Regions from separate parts of the Mus musculus genome. Here regions 2 and 3 are each linked to region 1. Evidence: chromatin loops called from intact Hi-C (ENCODE). Cell type or tissue: gastrocnemius. All regions are shown on one strand. Region 1 holds the start of Aldoa (aldolase A, fructose-bisphosphate). Region 2 overlaps Sh2b1 (SH2B adaptor protein 1). Region 3 holds the start of Mylpf (myosin light chain, phosphorylatable, fast skeletal muscle).

Evidence for each region. Peaks named below come from ENCODE experiments on the same cell type or tissue, not always from the same donor. Only the 100,000 strongest peaks of a DNase experiment are listed, where the experiment ranks them.
Region 2: it touches region 1 in a loop (2.6-fold over the local background); 2 of 42 quality-filtered maps call a loop at or near these places.
Region 3: it touches region 1 in a loop (5-fold over the local background); 3 of 42 quality-filtered maps call a loop at or near these places.

What each region holds. Positions count from the first base shown.
Region 1 is chr7:126,795,429-126,803,428 of GRCm38, forward strand. Aldoa (aldolase A, fructose-bisphosphate) reads right to left here and starts at 3,826. Exons shown (of 9, transcript NM_007438.4): 1 at 3,617-3,826; 2 at 2,216-2,348; 3 at 1,909-2,120; 4 at 1,426-1,480; 5 at 1,167-1,327; 6 at 789-872; 7 at 522-696; 8 at 185-384; 9 at 1-86. The coding sequence starts at 2,327. In gastrocnemius, CTCF peaks have their summits at 535 (motif pointing right), 1,163 (motif pointing left) and 4,108; DNase peaks (open chromatin) are centred at 307, 494, 1,153, 2,111 and 4 more places; H3K4me3 peaks cover 7,757 bases; H3K27ac peaks cover 8,000 bases.
Region 2 is chr7:126,464,030-126,472,029 of GRCm38, forward strand. It overlaps Sh2b1 (SH2B adaptor protein 1), which reads right to left. Exons shown (of 9, transcript NM_001289541.1): 3 at 7,671-7,772; 4 at 7,366-7,457; 5 at 7,093-7,268; 6 at 5,096-5,299; 7 at 4,727-4,938; 8 at 4,391-4,612; 9 at 2,964-3,744. The coding sequence ends at 3,517. Among named protein-coding and RNA genes, the nearest start is that of Atp2a1, 5.0 kb to the left of the region's middle. In gastrocnemius, a CTCF peak has its summit at 3,434 (motif pointing left); DNase peaks (open chromatin) are centred at 2,894 and 3,434; H3K4me3 peaks cover 3,588 bases; H3K27ac peaks cover 5,355 bases.
Region 3 is chr7:127,211,279-127,219,278 of GRCm38, forward strand. Mylpf (myosin light chain, phosphorylatable, fast skeletal muscle) reads left to right here and starts at 330. Exons shown (of 7, transcript NM_016754.5): 1 at 330-485; 2 at 1,583-1,675; 3 at 1,887-1,962; 4 at 2,140-2,244; 5 at 2,332-2,410; 6 at 2,657-2,705; 7 at 2,813-3,009. The coding sequence starts at 483. The coding sequence ends at 2,917. Septin1 (septin 1) reads right to left here and starts at 7,167. Exons shown (of 11, transcript NM_017461.2): 1 at 7,129-7,167; 2 at 6,863-6,953; 3 at 6,693-6,779; 4 at 6,341-6,464; 5 at 5,623-5,757; 6 at 5,412-5,529; 7 at 4,590-4,691; 8 at 4,381-4,477; 9 at 4,003-4,168; 10 at 3,671-3,761; 11 at 3,164-3,566. The coding sequence starts at 7,131. The coding sequence ends at 3,480. In gastrocnemius, CTCF peaks have their summits at 2,438 (motif pointing left) and 4,164 (motif pointing right); DNase peaks (open chromatin) are centred at 1,822, 2,407 and 4,146; H3K4me3 peaks cover 4,836 bases; H3K27ac peaks cover 4,792 bases.

The DNA.
Region 1 (8,000 bases):
TGGTTAGAGATGAAGAGAGATTCACTGGCTGCGGCTCCAGACTGGCCACTTGGGGTATACTTTCCTTGACAAGCGAGGCTGTTGGCCTAAAAGGGAAGAGGAATCAGAGGAATTCTCTTCTTGAGTCCCTCCCCACCCCGCCCAGGCACCTGTTCACACTTCCACGCCTGCCTGCCTGCCTTACCAGGGCGCGCTTGATGTACTCCTCCTGGGCTGCCTTCAGGTTCTCCTTCTTCCCACCCCAGGCCTTTAGAGCAGAGGCCTGCAGGGCTCGACCATAGGAGAAAGTCAAGGCCCATGGCTTCAGCAGGGGGCACTTGTTGATAGCATTGAGGTTGATGGATGCCTCTTCCTCACTCTGCCCTCCAGACAGGAAAGTGACCCCTGGAGAACAAGCACAGAAGGAAAGGGACCTGCATTAGAGATGCGGAGCAGGAAAAGCCATGAGGCGTCACCCTGGACAAAGTCAAATGTGATGGTGCATCCACCTCACCAGGCCAAGATGAGGGAGTGGGCCTCACCAGTGACAGCAGGGGGCACTGTGCGACGAAGTGCTGTGACCGTTGCCATGGCAATCTCCTCATTGGAAAATTTCTGGGTGCAAGCATGGCCAGGGGTGACCATGTTGGGCTTCAGCAATGTGCCTTCCAGATAGACATGGTGGTCGCTCAGAGCCTTGTAGACAGCCGCCAGGACCTGGAACACAGCAGGGAAAGGTGGAAAACAGGGATTACCTCAGCGGGGCCCAGCCCACCACATTATCCTAACCAAGCAGATGGGCAACCTACCTTCTCAGTAACATACTGGCAGCGCTTCAAGTCATGGTCCCCATCAGGGAGAATTTCAGGCTCCACAATGGGTACAATGCCATTCTGTGGGAGGGACAGGGTAATGAGGCAAGGCCTCCTGACTAGGAGCCTCCTCACCATTAACTTGATGACAGAGACCCAGGCTTCAAAGGCCTCAGCAGATTACAGGGGACAAGCAATCCTATCAATCTGCCTGTACACCTGTTGCCACCTCTACATTGCAGAGGGCCTCCACTCAAGAGCCTGACGCACAGCGGGTATTGAGAGCAGCTGCTCTGAGGGAGGCAGATATCCTGGCAGATAGACAGAAAGCTAGCCCACACTGCATCAATGTGTTAGGAAGTAGTCCAATCCCACCTGCTGGCAGATGCTGGCATAACGGGCCAGAACATTGGCATTTTCCATGATGGCCAGGGCCGAGGGAGTATGTTCCCCAATCTTTAGCACACAGCGCCACTTGGCAAAGTCGGCTCCATCCTTCTTATACTGGGCACAGCGTTCAGACAGCCCATCCAGCCCTGAAGGGGAAGAATAAAGAGAAGGCTTTTGATCAGACTCACTCTGGAACTCTGATGAGCTGGTGGAGAAGGGAAGGAGGCAGGCAGATCATTCTTACCCTGGGTAGTTGTCTCGCCATTGGTTCCTGCCAGGGGCACCACACCCTTATCTACCTGCCAGGGAGGAGACCAGCAGTCAGCTTTATGGCCCCTGTCTCCTCTACCCAGCCCAAACTTCACCTTTCACTGTAGCCTCTCATGGCTTGCAAATATTTATGAGAAAAGATGTGTATTATTTGAGAGAAATGTTAACTGGACTAGAGGGACCTGGTGCTACTGCACACTGAGAAAACCTTTTCACTTCTTCACCATGAAATCACCTTCTTGTATCACAGGGAAACCATTAAGTTGGCAACAGAGCGCTTGCCTAACATGCACAAGGACCTAAGTTCACCCCAAACACTGACAAAAAATTATGCTGAATACATCCACACCTGAGTCTCTAGGCCTGCTAGCCCAATATTCACCCCCTCCCTACCTATTAATCCCTTTCTCCAGATCCACCTCTAATCTTACCCCCCCCCCAGAGTCTGCCCTCTTACCTTAATGCCCACAACACCACCCTTGGACTTGATAACTTGGGGGAAGGGACGTCCATCATCTGCCTTCTGGTACAGTGTCTCGTGGAAGAGGATCACCCCCCCAATGCAGGGATTCACACGGTCGTCTGCAGTCAGCAGCAGCTGGCGGTAGAAGCGCCTGTTCTCCTCGGTGTTCTCGGTGCCAATGGACTGCAGGCGCTTGGCAATGCTTCCTGAAGGGAGGAGGGTCATGTGGGGAGATAAGGGGATCAGCCTGCTAGCTCCAACCTTGGGTCCCTCCTCCCCCTTTCTTCTGCCTGTACCGCACCGGTGGACTCATCTGCAGCCAGGATGCCCTTGCCCGGAGCCACAATGCGGTGAGCGATGTCAGACAGCTCCTTCTTCTGCTCCGGGGTCAGTGCTGGGTATGGGTGGGGCATGGTGCCGGTGGCAGTGCTTTCCTGGGTGAGGGAGGCAGACAGAGACCAGCGCTTAGTTGGACCATCCCATGGTCTCCCCGGTAACAAAGCTTCCCTGGAGGCCAGGGCACTAGCCCCCACCTCCCCTGCCCCACTCCCTGAGGGTCCTGGGATACTTCCTGTCCCAGAGCTCTCCCCTACTCCCGACTTCCCTATACTAGACCTGCCTCTTCCTGTACCTTTCCTAACTCTGTCTGTTGCTGGGTGTTGCCCAGCTCAGAGTGGGGTTGCTCACTGGCAACTGGGGGAAAGGAAAAAGCCAGAGCCAGGGACAGGCGGGTCATGTTGAAGCTGGACCCATCTGGCCTGCGCGTTGCCATGGGTCACCTTGCCTAGAAACAAAATTGAACCGGGAATATTTTAGAATTTAAGGATCACGAATAGGGCAGAGAGCCTAATACCCTCATCTGAAAGAGCCCAAGAAAGAAATGATCTGTGCTCAAAGCCACATAGCAACCCAAAGGCGAGAGTTAAGAGAGAACCAAGATTTCCCGACTGAGGTGGGGGGGCCCCTTCTAATCCACCCAGGGCCGGCCCAGGCTTCAAGGACACCCCAAGGTCAGGCTTCTCTCTTCGTGATGGTTGCGGGGGAGGAGCTCGAGGAAAAGGATTAATTATTAGGAAAAACACAGGGCCATCAGAAGCACAGAAAAGGGGCTATGGAGCCCAGGTAGAACGAAACCTTTGCCTCCATACTGTTAGAAGGGGAGGGAAAGGATGTACGAGGCACGTGCACTTCTACGCTACAGCGGTTCCAGACTCAGAATCAAGGTCACAGATAAGGAAAGATAGTAAAGTGTTAATGGGCAACAGAGTACTGCAGCTGAGGAGTTTAGCCTTCTCTCCTGGGGCTCCCCCGAAAGGAAACCAATTTCCTCCACCCCATCGCGTAAATCCTGAGACGGTGTAAGAGCCGATCGCCCCCGTCTCCCCATCGCTTCTTGAGATCTCTTGAATAGGAAATGGGACCCTGATGCTTTGCATAGCGGAGAGTTTTTGCAAAAATAAAGAGGGGTCTGTTTTTCCACCTCATCTTGCTTCCTCCCCCGGCATGACTCAGCGCGCTGAGTTGCTGCGTGGCGCAGCGAACCGCCAGGGCGCAGGCCGGAGAACCCGGGCTGGGGGCAAGCGTGGGGGTAGAAAAAGGAGAAGTGAGGGGCCGTGGGGAAGACGGCTCTGCACTGCCCGCCACCGGCCCAAGATCCTAACCCCATAGACCCTTCCCCGAGCACGTGTCAAATGGCGCTCACCTGGCACAGGACGGGGTGGGTCTGCCTGGTACGCCGGTGGGTAGGCGAAAGGACTAAGGAGCGAACGCGGCTAGGGTCACCAGAACCTCGTTCTGCTGCGCGTTCCAAGAGAACGCAGCCTATTCAGCTGGGTTGGGGGGGACGGGAGGCGGGGCCCCGGACATTTAAAGGCGCCGCTCCGCCCTCTGCAGGTTTTTTCCCTTGCAGGGACGGGAACCGTCCAATTGAAGGTGGGCACTGTGCGCAGCACCGCCCCAAGATGCTCCGATAGGAGGCGGCACTGGGGAGGAGACAAGCGGCTAGAACACGATCCCTCCTCCGCCCCGCTAGGACGTGACTCGAGCCACATCCCGCAGGTCACCAGGCCCCCCCCCCCAACACCCCCCCCCCCAACCCCTGCCTGGCGCGCGCGCGAACATCGTGACTCAGCCGGAATGTGGGTTGGCGAAGAGTAGGGAGGGGGTCAGAGTGAGATGGTGGCTGGCCTCTCCTCCAAGACCCCTGGCTTCCGGCTGTGTAGTTGCAGCCTGACGTCACTGCTAAGAACGCAGAGCTTCGGAGCCTCCCTGCCTGCCTGCTTCGTCGCTTGACTAAAATGCAGGGCGCGTTCCATCTCTCCCTGGCCAGAGCACGGCGCAGCTGACATGGTACGCAGGCAAAACCTCCCAGAACTAGTGTGCCGGCCACATCGGAACTGAGTGGCGTATCCAGGCCTGGCGTTGCCTAGCAGATTGGCGGGAGGCACCACCCGCGAGCTAAACACACCCAGTTTGAGGAAATGACCGACAAGGACTGGCCCAAGCCAGACAGGTCTTTCCCGAACCTGATTTCCTTCTCCAAAATAAAAAAATCCGTCTCGGAGCTCTCTTGTCACCCTGTAACTCTCAGAGCACTCAGTTTCCTCAGGTCCCAATCCGCAACCCCCATTCCCATCCTGCAATCCGGATAGCGGCCCACCTGTGGCGCAGTGACAGAAGCCGCAGAGCCCGGTCAGCAGAGAGTGAGCCCGGCAGTCCAGGGCTGGGTTTTAAGGCAGCTCCTACTCCCCACCCCTCCCCTACACACCCCCGCACCAGTGTCCCAGACCTTCTCGGTAACCCCTGCCCTTTCCCCACCACGAATCCCGCGGCCGGGACCTATATTTAGGGAAACCTGAGGCTCCTGACATTCATCCCTGCGTGGGGGGTGAAGAAGAGGCAGCTTTGGTTTGCCTTGAGAGGAGGAGGTGCCACTGCTCACTCACCGGTCTTTAGAGGAACCTCTTCCTTGGAAATACAGTGAAATTAGTCAAGAAATCAGTCTCAGGTCCAGGATCTGTAAGGCAGAACAAGAAGGGAAAACATCTAGATATTGCCTCCCACTGCCTCCTCTGGTTCCCTCCTCCCTTGACTCTGGTGCCTGCTGGTGGTTGTACTTTTTTTTTTTTTCCAAAGGAGAGCAGATGCAGGCAGGATACTCACCTCTTAAAATAACCAGGAGTCTAAAGGCAGGGTGTGGCTGGCCATCCCTTTATCCTGATAGTCCAGGTTGGCAGAAACCTCCCACACTGTTGCCTGGGTGAGCAATGTCCTGCATCCTCACCCTCACATACAATAGTTTATCAGGGAAGGGAGAGGAAGAAAGGCAGGGGCACTGGCCAGAGCATCAGGCCCTTTTCAGCGGTCCAAGGGCTCTCAGAATCCTGCCTTTCAGAGAACTCAAGGTTCCCAGGTAATTAGGCTGGGCCTGCCATCCATAGCTCCAGTGCAGTAGCTCCAGTAATGATGTCCTGAGGATCATAGAGGGGGCCCTGGGGACTGGCCACTCCCCAAAGAACAACGTCCCCAGCCCCATCTTTCATCTGAGCTTGATCTCGAAACAGAGGCAGTTGAGGCTCTGGCAGTCTGGGAGCTGGCAGGCACAGGCACAGTCACACAGTGGGCAGCAGCCAGGGCATCGAGGGGCCCAACCCTAAAGGAGAAGAGAGAGGTGGGTAAGCAGAGGGGCTGAGGAGCACCCACCCACCAGCCCAGTGGGACGGAGAGACAAAGCACTGGAAAGGAAGCACCCTCCATGCTGAACAGCAGCAGTGATAAAGTATCTGTCCCACTGGGTCCTGTGTGTGTGCGCGCGCGCGTGCGCGCGCGCGCGCGTGTGTGTATGCGCACATAGTAGGTATACTATACTCTCAAAGCCCTATGCAACCTAGAGGAAGTCAGGACCAGAAACATGTTTCAATCCTCATGAAGATAATTTCTGGGCTTTGGACTTTCTTGCTGGCATGAAACCAAACTATAATATCTCCTCCTAACGTTCCTCGTGAGACAGGCTCTCCCTCTACAGCTCAGACTAGTCAAGAGCCATGAAACCCAAGCTGGCCTCAAAAAAAATGACAATCCTTACTTCAACCTACTAAGTACTGGGGTTCCTCTTGTCCTGTTTTGAGACAGGGTTTCACTGTATGGCCTGGCTATCATGGAATTTACTCACTTCCTAGTGCTGACGCTGGCAGAGATAGATCTCTGTGAGTTTGGACCAGCCTGATCTACTATTTGAGTTCTAGGATAGCCAGGGCTACGCAGAGCAGTGGTTCCCAACCTTCCTAATGCTACCTTTTAATACAGTTCCCCATGTTGTGGTGACTCCCAACCAAAAAAGAATTTTTGTTGCTACTTTACACCTGTAATTTTGCTGTTATGAATCATAAATATCTGGGTTTTTATAACCTTAGGTCAGCCCTGTATAAGTTAATACCCACCTCCACCCCCACAAAGGGCCATAACCCACAGGTTGAGAACCACTGACAGAAAGGGACCCTGTCTAAGCCAGGTGTCCGGACCATGGCTCAGTGGTTAAGAGCAATGGCTGTTCTTCCAGAGGACCTGAGTTCAGCTCCCAGCACATATATACAGTGACTCACAGCCATCACGACTCCAGATCCCAAGATCCTGGGGATCTGACATTTTCTTCTGACTTCCTCAGATACATACGAGTCATACAATCGGGCAAAACGTTCAGAGATAAGATAAATCTTAAAGGGAGGGGTTTCCTCAGTGATGAATTGAACTTGGGATGTCACAAACACAAGGCAAGCACTCTGCTTCTGAGCCACCTTGAATGGGGGTCACACTCGTGGGGGGCTCATCACAAAATAATGAGATAGAAACTCAGTGGTTTGCCCAAAAGACTACAACCAGCAAGAGAAACTGGTTTGGACTAGAGTTGCTTTCCCCAGGCCTTGGAGTCTCCCGTGCCTGCCCTCCCAAGGCCAGGAATGCTGGCTTCATTCTAAGGCTTCAAAAGCAAGGATCATTGGCCTAGTGCTCTGTTTAGTATGAGATTTATGCTCAGCAGGTGCCTGAGACACAGAGAGTGTGACCACATGAACTAACCTAAGCATATCACTTTACTCTCCTTAGGCAAAGGCAGAAGAAGGCCTCTTCTGTCTGTCTGTCTGTCTGTCTGTCTCATGGACATAATGTCCTGAGACATAGGAGCATTCACCCCTGTAGCCCACGGCTCCTCTAACCCGAGACAGAAATGATCTACAGCTGCCCCAGACATGGATGGGAGGCAGGCCAAGGCCCTGGAGTGGACATACCCGGCGTGGCTGTGTGACAGACACTGGCTCCTTAAGGCCACGAGCAAAGCTAGTGACAGCCACAGTTGCACAGTTCAATCAGAGACCAGGGCCAAGCCAGGAATAGGGAAATGACCTTTCCAACAGCTGAGGTTTCGGGGTACGGTGTCAGATGGCCAGTGAGATCAGCTGTCAGCAAGTGGGGGAGGGGGAGACCAGCCAGGGAAAGGGGTCTAACCTGGGCCGAGTTACCACCAACGGGGGAGAAGGCTGTAGGCATAATGGTGGAAGGGAGAGAGAAGTGTTTTTCTTGTGTGTGAGAAAGAGTGGTTTGGGGGCATCTCTGGAGATCAAGTCGGGTGTGTGGGTTTCTAGAAGACCACACCATCACTCTGTGTACAGAGCCACTAGCCAGAACACTTCACAGCCCTTACCTCAGAAAAGAGGGTATTAAAAGCATTTCTTGGCTCCATTCACGGAAGGGTTTAGTCCAGCCATTAATAACTGGCTAATGGATTTCTTGACTTTCACAAGCAAAGGTTTCTGGAAGAACTCCACTGTTTAAGTACATTAAACAAGGACTCTGTAGCGGGCTAACCTTGTGTTTCTATAGGCTCTTAAGTGAGGTTTATCTTTGGACCAGGGGAGGACCAGACGTTTTTACTGGCTGGTTAGTGCTTAAGCCCTAGAGTCAAAAATGCCTGCATGCGAATTCCGCCTGATAAAATCATGTTTTGAGCTTCAGTTTCCTCATCTCTGAGACAGACACAGACAGGGCTTACTCATCAGTGTGTCAGGGGCAGATTTGGTGCGCAGTGACAGGAG
Region 2 (8,000 bases), 330 kb before region 1:
GAAACTCTCACCCTGATGCAACAGCTCACAGAGGGAATGGGGATCAGGGCTGGCAGGAGTGCTCTGGAGCTGGGCCAGCCCCAAGCCAGTGACTGAGAGCAGGACCCCTGAGGCTGGATGAAGCAGAGGCTCTGGAAGGGAGGGGAGAAGGTATGGAGAAAAGGGGACAGAACAGAGTTGGGAGCAAAGAGCACAGACTTCCTAAGCCCAAAGAGAAGAGGGAAAAGAAACAGCAGGGTTCGGGCAGTGGCAGTCCTGTGGGCGGGGCCCCAGAGGCTGGGTGCAAAGCCACAAGTTGTTGCTGAAGGGCTGGCCTGGCCTGGGTGTCAGCTTCCTCCAAAGAGCAGCTGCTCTGAGCCACCCTTCCCCACCCGCTTCATCATTGGGGTATCTTTTGATTTCCACCCAAGCAGCTGCTGGAGGAGGAGCAGCCGGGGTATATGGGCCAGGCTGCAAGCAGGGGGAAACTGAGGCAGTAAAGTTTCCATGGGACTAGAGATAGAAAGGTCAGTGAGGACCAGCAGCACTGTAGCCCTGGAACACAGGTCCCACCTCTACCCAGGCCTCAGTTTCCCTGAAAGAACCAAGGAGCAGGTCCCACACAAGGGCTCCAGTGCACAGACAGAATGATAAGGCAGCAGAGCCCACAGAACAAAAAGAAGCCCCACTTGTTGGGGTGACCACTGGCCAACACCGAGAGATAGAAATGAAGGGCTGAGCCTCGGATTCATCCTGCCTTCTGCCCAGACTTGGGGGAGGGGTGAAGTCAGGACAAGGTGTTCCTTCCCACCCTCTTTTCACAGTTCCCACAAACCCCTCCCTCGAGGTAGAGTCCTGCTGTGACCCGAGGTGGTAGGGCTTAGACAATGAGTGAGAATCTAGGGGTCACATAAACAGGCATTTCTGCCTGGCCCAGGACCCTCCATCTGGGGCCAGAGGCAGGCTCAGCAGCCATGATGGCTCAGGCCCTAGCTGGCTTCCCCCCAGCAGCACCTGGAGGAGTGACAGGGGTACAGGCTTCCAGCAGCAGGAATGCCCAAACATGGAGAGCGAGCGGGAGCAGGGACACTGAGCTTCAAAGCAGTTGAGTGAGGAAAGAAGGCAGGCTTTACAGGACACTCCTGCCAAAGAGGCTCTCTGAGGTTACTCGGTTCTACCTCTCCCAGCTTCCCAGAGAGATAAATGAAGGCTGGAGAGAGAAAGCTACCGGCCCAGAGGCCTAGAGCTGCAGGACAACACTTTTGACCTGGGGTGGGAAAGAGCAGATGAGGTCATTTCACAGACTACTTCCCAAGGCACCAAGACTGATGGTGTCCTTGCTCCTGAGTTCTGAGACTGAGGGAAGGCCTGGCTCTGAGAGGCATGAGAACAGAGCCTGGCCCACTCCCAAGTTCCACATACAAGACTTACTGGGGGGAGGGGGGTCTCACTGTCTCCTAGAAGATCTAGCCAGAACAGGTTAGTCTAGGGGTATCTTTTTGCCCACCTCAGGATGGCAAGTCCCTGAAGGTGGCAAGGCATGGGGGGAGGGGAGCCCTTGAACACCAGTTGCCATGAGATTAGGAGGGGATCAGGCCTTCCCACAGAGGTGCTACAACCCTCACTGGCCATTGGCTAGCTCCAACAATCTCACTTGGAGAACACAGCACCGAGGTCTCCAGCTGCCTTCCACCCAACCTCCACAACAGGGCCAATTCAATCCCTAGTCAAGGCCACGATTTGGGGAGCTCCAGGGATGATGTAAAGTAAGAGCCAGCAGGCTTCCCCCAGTCAACCCCCATCCTCGGTAGCCCGTGAGCTCAGCTGTCTCCTGTCCGTCTCCTCACAGAACTAACACAGGCCCAGAATAGCAAGGTCATGAGCGTGGGTAGGGCCTCCTGGAGGTGGGGCAGAAGCTGAGGGACAGAAGATCGGCTGTTCCACTTTCCCAGGGGAGGAGAGTGACACTGGAAGGTGGCAGGGGGAAACACAGTAGGTGGGAGTCATCAGATCCTGCTTGCCTCACATTCACACACACACACACACACACACACACACACACACACACACACACACACACACACACACATATCCCACCCCTAAGCTGGGAAGCCAGGACACCCCCGTTGGAAAACACAGATGCAGTGCAGAAAGATGTGTTTAGGACAGGGTCTGTATTTAAAAATGGGAGTTTGATGGTAGTGATCAGTCACTCCATGCCAACCAACAGCTCGGACCTCAGAGGAGCGGGGTAGTAGGGACAGGGAATGTGCAGAACTGGACCCAGGCAACTGGAACTTGAGACTCTCGAGGGAAGCCTCGAGACGAGTATTTAAGTCAGACAGAAACAATTAGGCCAAAACATGTCTGCAGCACCAACTAAGCTGAAACGTCACATGACACAGAGGCTGTCAGGGCCCAGAGTCGCTTGCCTTGCCTTTAGCTTCATACAGCAAACGAGGCAGCAGCAGGCCTCACAGCCAGGACAGTCCTGGTCCTGGGCCCCTCTGTAGACTGCACCGCTACAGTCAATCTTCCCCAGCCCTGCGACTTCAGCATTTCCTGCCTGCTTCATTCCTACGGTAAGAGTTTCACTCAAAACAATTCAGTGAAGTAAAGGCCTTTGGTGACCCCATCTTTCACTATCTTGTCCCAATAAAAGAACAGACTGGCAGGGCGTGGCAGTATAATTCCTTCAGCACACAGGCAGCTGAAGCAGGAAGATCGTACGTTTAGGTTACATAAGACACCGTCTTAAGAGATACCATCACCCTGAAAACAGAACATGCTGGAACCCACAAAAGTACTGCTGAGCTCTACATTGAAGCACTCAGCAAACCAAGGGGACCGGAGCAGAGAGGTGGTTCTGAAGGCCTTGACTAGAGGATGAAAAGGCCTGGACCCAGGCCAGCTCTTTGGCCTGAGCTCAAGAGACAGCTTTATCCGCCCATCCCAGGTCCTACTCCAAATATCAGCCACAGCCATCATGATGGAACTGAGATAAACCCTTTATTTATTTATGCTTTTCCATTTTGTTTAAAACAACAACAACAACCTTAATATAACTGACAGCCCTTCCCCCTCACCCTTGGTTGGGTTGGGGGTTATTAGTGGGGAAACAGCCCCCAGGGATGGGGCTGACCATAAGAGCCCCTCAGGGAGGTAACGGAGCCCAAGTCCTTGGCCTGGGGCAAGGGCACCTGTAGTGTGTAGTAACTGGGGACTTAACAGGGCTCATGAACCTCAACTTGTACCAACATACACACCCTTGGCTGACAAGGGTCAGGAAGCATGTAGGGAGGGGACTCCCACTTTCCTCTGTGTTCCTACCCAGCTCAGTCTCACAACTTAAGGCTGGGAGCAGGAAAATGGAGGGTGGGCAGGTATCTCACACAAATGAGTACTGATTATTAATGGCTCGGGGGTGACCCCCTTCTTCTCCGTTGCCCCCTAGTGGTAGCTGCTGGAGCTGTACCATTAGGGACACCTCCAAGTCCCCACTAGAGCCAGCACCACCCTGAGCCTCAGTGCCTGGTGCTATGGCCTCTTCCAATTCAACCATGGGGACCAGCTCAGCCACGGGGACCAGCTCTTCCTGGACCCCTCCACTGCCCGCTTTCTCTTTCTCTTGCCTCTCTTTGGCTGCTGCGGCTGTGGCTGCCGCAACTTCTGGCGCCCCCGACGCCTCTTCTGCCCCAGGATGTGGGGGATCTGTCCATGGAGGGGGTTCAGAGGGCTGGGCTGGGTCACGGGAGGTGCTCCGTTCTGGATAAGAATGGTGAGAAGACATTGCTTGTGGAAGGAAGTGAGTTCTTATGGTGACCTCCCCTTTGCTTGTCCTCCCCAAGGAGCCATGTGCTATCTCCCCCATGTCCCATCTCCTGAGCAACCCCCCTCCATGGAAGATGAATCATGGGCGGTGGTGAGAGGACCACACTTACACACAGTCACTCGCTCCGAAGGGCAGGAGGGTGGAGGAGGCATCGGGGTAGCATCGGTCGCCCTCGCACACCCCTGCATGGCTCCCAGCCTGCTCCCGGCCTGGGGGAGGGGAGGGGAGGGGCAACGTGGGGACAGATGGGATGGTGGGTGGGGGAAAGTGAGAGATCAGACAGGGACATCAGACATCAAGGGAGGAAGGAGGGGATCAGGCCATGAATCCCCCAAAAGGCCAAAGACAAGGCCGAGGAGGATGGGTCCAGGAGACAGACAATGATGGCGCGGAGGGTCCAATGGAATGGGAATGCAGCACCCAGCTCTCCACTGCCCCTGCCCCAAGAGGAGCCTCTGCCTGCATCCTGTCAGCCTTCTGCTTCCCTTCTAGGTCCCTGCCCAGGTACCTGACTGCCCTGCTCCCCACTAACAGGGCCTTTCCTCCACCCCCCCAACCCCGTCTTCCTGGCACACACACCTCACTTCTTGGGTGCACGGGCACCTCCTCCCCTGCAGACCTGCTCTGCTCACCCTGCTGCCGCTGGGAGGGCACATAGCTGACAAGGACAACATCACTGGAGCCTCCAGACTCCAGAGGGATGGGGTGCACCCGGAAGTGCTCAAGCATATCGAAAATGGACTGGAACCACAGATGTTGGACCCGGCACTGTCCCTCCTCATTTAGTGACAAGCGCAGGTGCTGAGGGCAGGATGACAAGTGAGGTGGGAGTTAAAGTCCCTGTCAGTTAGACATCCTTCCTCCCCTGCACAATGGGATCCCCAGATCCCCAGATTCTCCTTCAGGGCCACTCACCTTGGCCTTGCCCTGGAAGTTGAAAGTGAGGACATATTCACCACGCCTTGTCTCACTCTGGCGTACCAAGAAGACACCATGGGAGCCAGTGCCTCCTTCTAACACTAACTGGGCAGCTTTGAGTCGAGAGAGCATGCCGTGGAACCAAGGATAGCCTGAGAGGGGCTGATCCCCCTCACCCCCCTCTGACTCCCCTTGGAACAGGAACGATCCTTCAGGAAGGAGAGAGAGGGAAAAGCAGGTGTCAGAGGCCTCTCCCTAGCCCAGTTTTCCCCTTGAGACACCAGGTCACTGGTTCTTCCCCGGCTTGATCCCTCCAGTTCCAATACAGGATCACAAACCAGACACAAATACACATGCACCCAATACCTGTGGCTGCTTCTGGAGTATCCAGGGGAGGGTAGGGGGTAGAGAGGGGATGAACTGTCCCTGCTGGAGGCCCCTCCTCAATGGGAATTCGAGGAGGCAATTCTGGAGGAAGCAGTTCCATCGAATCAAAATGGGAGGCAGCAATGGAGGCAGAACTAGGGGAGAAGGACGCCGATGGCCGGTCTGAGAGGCCCCCATAAGCTCCTGAAAGAAAACAGAGGGACCAAACTTGAGAATGACACAGGTTCTGCTCCTGCAGGCCTGGGCTCCTGCCATCTCCCCATTGGCTGTCCACTTGCGTGCCCAGCCCCCGTGCCTCTGGAGGAGCGACCCTGATGGATTGTCACGATGGTTCTGACTTACACTGCTTGTACGGCTGAGGGACCAGGGTTATTTCGAGGAGGTCCTAGAATCCAAATGTGCCTATGTCTTTTCTGAATCAACAGCTGAAAGATTATTGCAAAGGTTGGTGGGGTAGGGATAGAAGCCCTGAAAAATGTCCACATTAGAAAGGAGCCCTCTGTCTCTTTTAGACTAGAACTATCATCTTGAAGCACATCAAAAATGTCAGGAGGTCCATTCCTGTACCGAGGGCCTCCGAAGACTGAGGCTACAGCTTGCAGGTCAGCCTACAGCAACAGAAGACTTGGGAACACGCTCCAGTGACTGTCATCTTGTGATTGCCTAGCAGGAGCCTTCCCCTTCAGGCCAGAGTCACGTGACTTTCACCTGCGTTCTTCCCTTTCCAAGCATCCTGGTGCTCACTCCCATGTCAGCTCTCAATAAGGTTCCTGGCCCTTGAAGCTACTCTCATCTCTCACCTCGGTACAACATTCTGTCAGTTTCATCTCCCTTGTTCTCTTCCTCCTGAGTTCCCATGATGCGCCCTGCTAGGAATGCTCAGAAGACACTAAGCAGACCACCCCCCCCCCCCTTAGAAACCTGCTTTTTATTAGGAATAATGTCTTACCAATTCAGTTAGAGTTAACCCATGGAGACCAAAGAGCCCACTTGAAATACCTGAGTTCCCCATCCACCCCAGAGCCTAGCATGCAGCCAGCGATACACTAGAGCCTGACTGAGCATCTGTCAAACATCAGGCCTAGACCAGCAGACACATCACCACACTGCTTAGAAAACAGCCACGTCAGAACCTAGATTAGCACAGCAGCACGTCTTTGTCGGCAAACTCAGGAAATCCATTTCCTCCCTGTGGTCTCGGTTACTTGCAATCTGATGTAAGGTCTATGCTAGCTCTAACAATCCAGTCTGTAATAACTTTCTTGTTGACTGAACGCAGCCCTTGTGCCAGGCACTATGAAGCCAAAACTCAAGAGCCAATGGTCAGGAGAAAAGGGTAGAATAGAGGCAGTCTACAAGGTGAGCTGAGCCAGACAGATATTTTTCTGCATGTGTCAGTGTTTGATCAGGATGAAAGAGGAGGTGCGCACTTGGAAGGCAGAGGCAGGCGGATTTCTGAGTTTGAGGCCGGCCTGGTCTACAAAGTGAGTTCCAGAACAGCCAGGGCTACAGAGAAACCCTGTCTCGAAAAACGAAAGGAAAGGAAAGGAAAGGAAAGGAAACGAAAGAAAGAAAGAAAGAAAGAAAGAAAGAAAGAAAGAAAGAAAGAAAGACAGACAGACAGACAGACAGACAGGAGGTACAAAGGCCACTGACATATGCTGAGATACATGACAAGACTGAAACAAAGATGTCCACTAAGTACTCTGGAAGCCTGCTCAAGAAAACCATTACTTCATTCTAGACAGAGTGGTGGCCTACTGGAAGGTGGCTTATGAAAAAAAAGGTAACAGAGCTGAGTGTGAAAGGTTGGTTATGGGGCCATGCAGGGTGGTCACTGTAATGATTTTAAATGGCAAACTGTGACTTAAGAGTTCATGGTATGTTCAGAGACAAAAGACAAGCAGTCAGTAGGTCATAGGTAGAGCAGCTAGGGAACAGAGCTGGCCCAGCAGCTCACACGGGCTCGACCTTACCCTGCGACAGGCGGTCGTTACTCTCGCTGGGTCCCAGCAGCAGATCCTGGCTAGGCAGACTCTCTGAATGATTCAGGCAGGGCAACTCCAGGCTGTCTGTGTTATCCTTTGTGAAGAAGGAGGTCCCAGGGGCCAGGGGAAGGGTCATGGGACGGGGGCTGATAGCAGGACAGGGTCTACAAAGACAGGGAAAATGGCGCTGGGGAAAGTCACCAGGAGAGACAGAGGTGCCATACCACGTCCAGATCCCTCAGAAAGAGGCAGGCTTCTTACCCGGGGCTTAGGCATTCCTGGATGTCAGACACCCAGGCCTTCACATGAAGCGCATCACTTGTCTCCAGGATGTACTCTGAAGGGCCTTCTACCTACAGGGCCAAGAGGTGGAGCTTTAGCAAGGGCAGTGGGTAGGAGGCCTACAGGCCACATCCAACCCTGAGGAAAACAAGAAACCACAGCCCCAGGAAGACTCAAAGCCCCCGACATATACTCATCCTGCTGCTGAAGATATGTGCCTAAGTCTATCAAGAGCATTTTCTCAAGCACAGGTACTCTCTGGGGACAGAGCTTGGGGTTCCTACCTTAACCACAAACGTGTTCTCCCTGTCAGGCATCTCTAGGGCTGTGGCTGTGCGGACATCAGTAATAGTAGAGCAGGGAATGCTGAGACGGGGTCGGGACGCCTACGCGGGAAAGGGAAGAAGAATCAGTTTTTGGTGTGTCAAATCTAACTGTATCTCCCTCCATTCACCTACCCTTCCTTCCTAGGTAAGGTGAAAAAGTAATAGTTCTTTGGTCTCAGATCCCCCCATGGCAACTGAGAGCCCACAGTTAGCACTGAACCCAGGACAGCAATATTGTGTATGTGGGTTAGTAACCCCACAGCTATCTGCAGAGCTGAGCCTCCTCTC
Region 3 (8,000 bases), 420 kb after region 1:
GTTGTCATTTGCTTACTTGCCTGCTTGCTTGCTAAAGTGAACCCACAAAACCAAGCATACTGTCTATTGGCACAAAATGCTTACTGAGTTTAGATCTGTGCCCACCCCACTCAGGGGCTCAAAAGTCTAGTTCATCTCTTCCAGAACTGTGGGCTTCCCTGAGCCCCTCTGAATCCTGGCACACTGCAGTCCCCCTTTGGGAGAAAGAACATCCCTTCCTACCTAGGTCCTAACGAGACTTGCATCCCAAGGCCTCCTCCCCCTCCCTTCCTGGGCTCCAGCTGCTGCAGGCCTCCAAGAAAGGAGAGGCCCCTGAGCTGGGCTATTTTAGTATCTGGGGTGGGTATCCACAGGGCTAAGGTTACCACGGTATGTTAAGGGCTGCCGGGGCAGGACTATATAACCCCAGAAGAACTGCTCCAAGCAGATTCTCTTCCTTTTTCCATCTGGAGCTACTGCCTTGCCCCCAGGAGATCTAAGACATGGTGAGTGAAGATTCCTCCCAACCTAGCATTAGCTCAGGATAGCCCTACCCTTCAAAAAAAAAAAAAGGGTGCTGCTTCTCATTCCAACTACAGGCAAAATATGAACCCTCTCTCTTAGCACCAGAATGGGGCCAGAGGAGAGTGATGGGCTGAAAGGTTCAGTCAAGGATAATATGCTCAGATATCTAACCATGATGTCTAGGGGTAGGGGTAGACCTGTTCAAAGTCTGTTCCACCCCTTTCTATCATTTCCTAAAGTCCTCAGACGAATGAGATGATCCTGCTTGCATTTTGTAAGTGGGAACTAGAGGTTCAGATAGGGCCAGTGAGTAGATTAAGCTAGCAAGTATGGACGCCAAGTTGGCAGGCAGAGGATTCTGAGAAGGGCACTTGTCAGTCAGGATGAAGTGATCTGGGAGCTATAGTTGGGAATTAAGACACACAGCCAAAATGAGGCCCCTTAGCCAAGAGGTGCCAAGAAAAAGAAGAGTTATTCTATAAAAATGGACTCAAAGAACTCCGAATCTGAATCTGATCAGGCATAATGGGTATGCCTGTAATTTCAACTGCTTTAAAGCCTGAAGAGGTAGGAATCCAGGAGTCCAGGAGTTCAAGGCCAGCCTGAGTTATGCAGTGAGACCAGTCTAAAAAAGAAAAACAAAAAGAAAAGAGGAGGAGAATCTGGGTGTGGTGATGAATATCTTTATTCTCAGCAGGAAGAAGCAGGCAGATCTCCTGGGTTCAAGGAAAGGAAGACTGGGTCTATAGAATAGGCCCCAGGGCTAAATCATGAGACCACGTCTCAGGGTGGGGGTGGGGAGGGACAGGGTTGGGGTTGAGGATGTAGCCTGCCTAGCATGCACAAGCAACCAAATAAAATAGGATGTGCTGCTCGTGACGCTAACCCTGGAACTCGCACGGTCAAGGTTAGAGACGGAGGCACGGTGAGCAGGCCAAGGTCATCCTCTGTTAAGTAGCAAGTCTGAGGGCTCCATGAGACCCTGTCCTTAACAGAAACAAAAGTCTGGTTTGCTGCTCCCAGGAGAGAGGTACAGGAACTGGCCTGTAACTCCCCTGTTCAACCTTTACCCTCACAGGCACCCAAGAAGGCCAAGAGAAGGGCAGGAGCGGAAGGGAGCTCCAACGTCTTCTCCATGTTTGACCAGACTCAGATCCAGGAGTTCAAGGAGGTGAGAGTGGGAGGCTAAGGAAAGCCTCCCCAACCCTCCTCCCCACCCTCCTCCCTACCCCTCCTTCCCAGAAAGTGCACCTGTTGAGGGAGGAGGAGAATCCTTCCCCTCCCTTCAAAGGGTGGAGGGGGACAGCTGGCTCAGGGCCAGAATCTGATCTGCCTTGGGCCAATTCCTGGTTTCATCTGTCCTCACCCCTACCCCTCCACAGGCGTTCACTGTAATTGATCAGAACAGGGATGGCATTATCGACAAAGAGGATCTTCGGGACACCTTTGCAGCCATGGGTGAGGCCCCTACTCCTATCTATAAATGTTGAAAGCTATGGAGTTGGAGGGGAATCCAGTGGCTTCAGGCCTTAATCTGCCCAGATGAAAAAAATGAATGAGCTAATATAAGCTTATGAGAAGCACACCTCTGGTCCCCAACACCCAACTCCAACCCCTAACGCTCACCCCATTCAGGCCGTCTCAATGTGAAGAATGAGGAACTCGACGCTATGATGAAGGAAGCCAGTGGGCCCATCAACTTCACTGTCTTCCTGACCATGTTTGGGGAAAAGCTTAAGGGTGAGTAAAAGGTTCTCCACCCAAGACCCTGGTTGCTCTTTCCAGACCTTTGGGGACGCGCTAGACTCGTGTCCTCTGTCCCTGCAGGTGCGGACCCGGAGGATGTGATCACTGGAGCCTTCAAGGTCCTGGACCCAGAAGGGAAGGGCACCATCAAAAAGCAGTTGTGAGTGGCTCCCTCTAGTGGCTCTACTGTCTTTTCCAAAAATCCCTGCTTAGGGGTGACAGGTTGACAGAATGCATGAGCAGTAAGGACTGGGTGACATTTTTATAATAACTAAGGGAAGAAATTCTAGACAGTACTTGGGAGATGCGCCAGACATGTTTCAGGAACGGTTGGTGGGAACAGGAATGAAATGAGAGGGGACCGTACTCATGAATCCAATCTCACCTCCCCGAATGTCCTTCTCAGCTTGGAGGAGCTGCTTACCACGCAGTGCGACCGATTTTCCCAGGAGGAGGTGAGTTGGGGAGAGCCCGGGAAGGAAGAGGACTCCGAGTGGAGGGAAGTGGGAGAGAGGGAAGCAGTGGGGGAACCGGTCCTAGAGCTACTCCTGTCTTCCTACAGATCAAGAACATGTGGGCAGCCTTCCCCCCAGACGTGGGCGGCAACGTGGACTACAAGAACATCTGCTACGTCATCACACATGGTGATGCTAAGGACCAGGAATAGGGGACCCAAGGTCTCAGAAGACCTAGATAGGCTTGTAGCCGCTCCATCTCTCACCCTGGCCCTCAATAAAACTCAACTGGTCTTTGTTTCTTATTGGTGGCAATTTCAGTGTGTTCATGCGCAAACTCAGGTGGGAGGCTGAAACAACGGCCCAGACAGACAGGAGTGGCTAACAGTGGAATGACTAGTGGCCAGGAGGCCCCCAGCGGGCAGCTCCATTCCTGCTGGGAAGAAGACTCCGGCAGCTGGGGGAAGGCGGGAAGCAGTTTTTATTAGATGGAGAACTTGGAGGAATAGGAAAACCCAATTGGAACGCGGGAAGAGCGGTGGGGGGGGGGGGGGAGGAGTGGTGGGGAGGCTTTTCTTGGAGTGCGGTCCTCTTAGAGCCGCGCGGAAGACGAAGTCGGATGGGCCTTAAACTTCCGGATTGGAGGGATCTGGTTTAAGTGCAAGGGCAGGCCTACCCTCTGGATCCCCGGATTGGGCGCTGGGCTGTCCAGCGCGGGGATGGGATAGCCGATTAGCGGTGAGCAGAGGCGAGGACAGGCGGTATTGGGGAATATCACAGCACATCTGATTGCTCGCCCTGAGCCTGGCTCTGCTGCATCTGGGCTTGCATCTTCTCCAGCATTTCTTGCATGCGGCGCAGCTGTGCGGAGCAAGATTGCAGGCAGTGGAACCCGGCAAGGCCAAAATGGGATCTAGAAAACGTTCTAGGGCATTAATTAGAGGGAAAGAGAAGTGCTTGCTCACCTCTTCGTCCTTCTCGCGAATCAACTTTTCAGTGTCAGCCAGAGGCAACATGGGCAGCGGGATCTCTGTGGCACTTTGCCGGGAAAGCTTGCTAAGAGAGTAGAGGGAAAGGTTGTGTGCGTTCAGAAAACATGTTGACGTCTGACATTGTGGGTCTAGCCTTGGGGCGAATTCTGAGTGTAGGAGGCGGGGCCTTGTCCCTGAGGTTAAGGTCAGTGTGGGAGAGGCTTAGTTGGATTTGGGAAGCCGAGTTAAGAAGGGTAGCAGGACCAGTCAGGAAGGCTTGCCCAAACGGCGGCGCCATGGAAGCACCAAAATAGCCCTGCTCTCACCTGCGGCTGGCTCGATCCCGGGCCCCAGGTCGAGCCAGACTCTGTAGGCAGCGAGCCCGGTAGCCCTCGTAGAGCAGATCGTGGGTCACCTCTTTCAAGTCCTGAAGGTGGGTCTGCACCAACATCCGCCTCAGGTTCAGGAAATCGCAGTGATGTGGGTTCTCCACTAGAGGGCGGACCAGATAGCTTTGCGTTCAACGCCACCCTTAGGCTCTGCTCTCTGGGAGTACTTCACTAGTCTAGAGAAGAACCCAGGATTTGCAGCCCAAGGACCCCTCTTGTGGCCTCTAGGAACTCCCAAGACTAGAGCCCACCTCCAACTTCACGTATGAATTCAGACCGAACTCCCTACTGCTCTCAAAGCATGCCTGGCCTTACCCTCCACGGTACCCCAGGAGTAGCGTCTTCCCCTCACTGGTCGGGTTCCATCCCTCACCACTTCACAAGACCCAACGACTGCGAAAGGGATGTTTTCCTATAGAACGGGAGTCAGGAGTCACGTTGGCTCATCCTGGGCATAATCCTCTTTCTCAGCTTTCGCCTCCACTTCCTGCTTCCTTGCCCCTGTCCACCTCCACCTGTCAAACCTTCATTTCTTCATTCTGCTTCTTGAATTCTTCGTCCTCATCAGAGTCACACTCTGGGAACTGATAGATGTTGATCTCCTCCTCTTTCAACTGGTCCCGGATCTCAGAGCAGATAGAAGGAGAAACGGACATTACATGGCTAGAAACAGTGGGGTAGATAGAATGGGGTGATCAGAGAGAAAGAACGATATGAAGGACAAATGGTGAGAAATGGCCACACAAGATGACCAAAACCAAACCTCAGAGACATGATGGTGAGAAACTCAGATAGGACAAATATCAAAATACGAGGGGGCCGGGCGTGGTGGCCCACGCCTTTAATCCCAGCACTCCGGGAGGCAGAGGCAGCGGCAGCCGGATTTCTGAGTTCGAGGCCAGCCTGGTCTATAAAGTGAGGTCCAGGACAGCCAGGGCTATACAGAGAAACCCTGTCTCGAAAAACCAAAAAAAAAAAAAAACAAAAAAAAAAAAAAACAAAAAACAAAAAAAAAACAAAAAAAAAAAAAAACCCGAGGACGTGGGTCCGTGGGAAAGCACTTTGAAGACAGTGAGACAGGCAGCCATCACTATCGCAGAACCAAAGAGACCCCAGGAGTTGAGTTGTGGTGCCCCTCCCCCTTTCCTCTTAGTCAAGCATCTAGTTCCAGGGCTGTATGACCGGTCTGTTCTGAGCCTGAGCCCTTAGGGCCATGGTGCTTGTGGCAGGATCATAACCCTTTCCTCACCCCACCCCCAAAAAGGTCACCCCAAGATTAAAAAAAAAGTCCAGACAGACAAGGTTGAATCATGGCCTTGGCTGTCACTTAGGGGCCTCAGCCATACCTTCTGCTTGAGGGCCTGAGTCTCCCTAGGCATCAGGGCGTCTGCTTTACCGATGACCGGGATGATATTGACTTTCTCGTGCACTGCCCGGAGGAAAGCCACATCTAGGGGCCGGAGCCTGTTTCAGGGATTTATTGGTCAGGACTCAGCTTCAAGTACTGAGCTTTCTCCAGCCTCCCCAACCAGTCCACCCCCAGGGTGCTCTCCAGACCCTCGGCCAAAGGGTGAGATGAAGTAGAGGCAGCAATGGACTCTGGAATCCTGGATGTTCTTCCTGTTCAAGCCACTCTCATCCCTGAGGTATTGCTCAAACTGCTCCTCAATGAAGCGAACCACAGGCAGCCAGCTGGTGTGTGGGAAGGAGATAGATAGTCCGAGATCACAGGCCAGGGGACAAGATGAAGCTAACCAGGACTGTGCAGTCCCAAGTCATTTCTTTGCTCCTAACCAAAGCCATCAGGGACAGCTGGCCACAGTACATGAGACATCAGAATGTGGTGGCTGCACACCTGTAATCTCAGCACTCAGGAAGCTGAGGCAGGAGGATTGTCACATTTGAGGCCACCATGGCCTACATAGTGAGTTCCAGGCCAGCTAGGGCTAATGTGACACCATGGCTAAAAACAAAAACAAGCCACAACAACAACAAAAGCATCGAACAAACCAGGCATGCATATATATACCTGTAATCTCAGGAGGAGGACTTTGAGTTTCAGGCCAGTCTGGGCTACACAGTGAATTTGAGGTCCCTGAGCTACATAGAAAAACCTTATCTCAAAACAAGAAACACTGGATACTTTGGGCTAGATTGTTACCAGAAACAGGTGCCCCCTTTTGGGTCAAGGGGCTGTGACAAGCCAGCCCTACAACTGACCTCTGGTTTTCCATAATGGAAGAAAGGCTTAGCTCCTGCCCCTCCCCCTTCTCACCAGTCTGAGCAGTCCACAGAGTCCCCAAAGCCAGGCGTGTCCACCAAGGTCAACTTCACCTTGATACCTCCCTCCTCAATCTCCACACCCCGGCGCTCAATGGTCAGAGTTTGTGCCGTGCGAGCTATGGGGACAGAGAATTGGCTGCGTAGGGCTCTGAAGCAGGGCTCCATTCCCACATGTGTTTTCAGGGGAGGAAACCATCTCAGAGAAAACCAGAGGCCACCAAAGTCCCCAGATAGAAAGAAAAAGAATGCAGCCTGATAACACAGGAAGAGGCCAGGGACAGCACAGAGGGAAGCCAGGACAGCAGTGGGGATGGGAAGCCTGTGGAGACTCGGGGTAGATTTACCACTGGCATCTGGCACCTGCCGATCCTCGTAGAGGTTGGTGAGGAACAAGCTGTTGATGAGGGTGGATTTCCCCAGGCCTGACTCCCCTGTGTACGGGACAGGCCCACTGGTCAGACAGGAGGATGGCCATGATCTCATAAGTACATCACCCCCTCCAGAACCCACAGACCTGCCACCATGAGTGTGAAGTCAAACCCCTTCTTGACAGACTTGCGATGCAGCTGGTTGGGCAGGGCAGCAAAGCCCACATATTCCTTGTCCTGTGGGGGTAAAGGGAGACAATATGAGGTTCTTGGACATGGCAGGGAGTGCCCCAGTACCACCTGAGCCCAAAAGCTAGTAAGGCCACTTACTGTGGGTTAACTTTGAACTGGGGACCCTCGAGGGAGAGAGCTGGCCCTGAATGACTAGATTCCTGGGCCCCCGAGAACTCACCATGGCTCTGCTGGTTGTCGCTTGCACCTGGTGTTGCTCCCCACTTCCTCTGGTGGGGCAGGAAGTTGAACGGTGTCAAACAAAGGGGGGGGGGTGGAGTGAGGGGGCAGTGCAGGAAGCTGAGCTGCTTAGAGAGAGGTGAGAACCCATGCCCATCCCTTTTCTTTTAGTCCAAAGATTTTATTCTTTGCGCACACAAGTAGAGGCCAGAACAGGGCATTGGATCCCCTGGACCTGGAGTCACAGGGAGCTGAGCATTGCCTGGCATAGACAGAGGGAGCTGAGTTTGGGTCCTCTGTAAGAGTGGCACCCTCTGAATTGATAAGCCCCGATGCATCTCTTCCCGCCACCTTATATACAGCTTCAGCCCCTTCATTCTCCACATGGCTTTATGATGAGACTTACCATGGCCCTCATCATCATGGTGAGAGGTGGGTATGGACAGAAAGAAAGGAAGCAAGATGTTCTCCTTAGCAAGTCTGATAAGAGTTGAGCAAGATGATTTGCAAAAAGTAAAAAAAAAGTTCCCAGGGTGTGAGCGAACATAAAAACCACGATAGAATTGGAGGTAGGTGACTAACAGTTCCAGGCTCAGGCTATGGGTTCTTTTTGAGGGTCTTAGTGCTTGGATTGAACTCAAGTCATGGGTACTGCTGTGCTCAACTCCACTATACTCCCAGCTCCCAATGGATTTTGGACATTTTGACACAGGACTGTCAAAGGTCTTGCTGTCTATCCAGTCAGGCCTTGAATCAGCCTCCTGAAAGCTAGGACTCCAGGCCCACGTGTACCTCCATTACAGCTGTCTTGCTTTTGAGACTGGATCTCCTGGAAGCCTAGGCTGGCTTCAAACTCACTTTGTTGTCAGAATG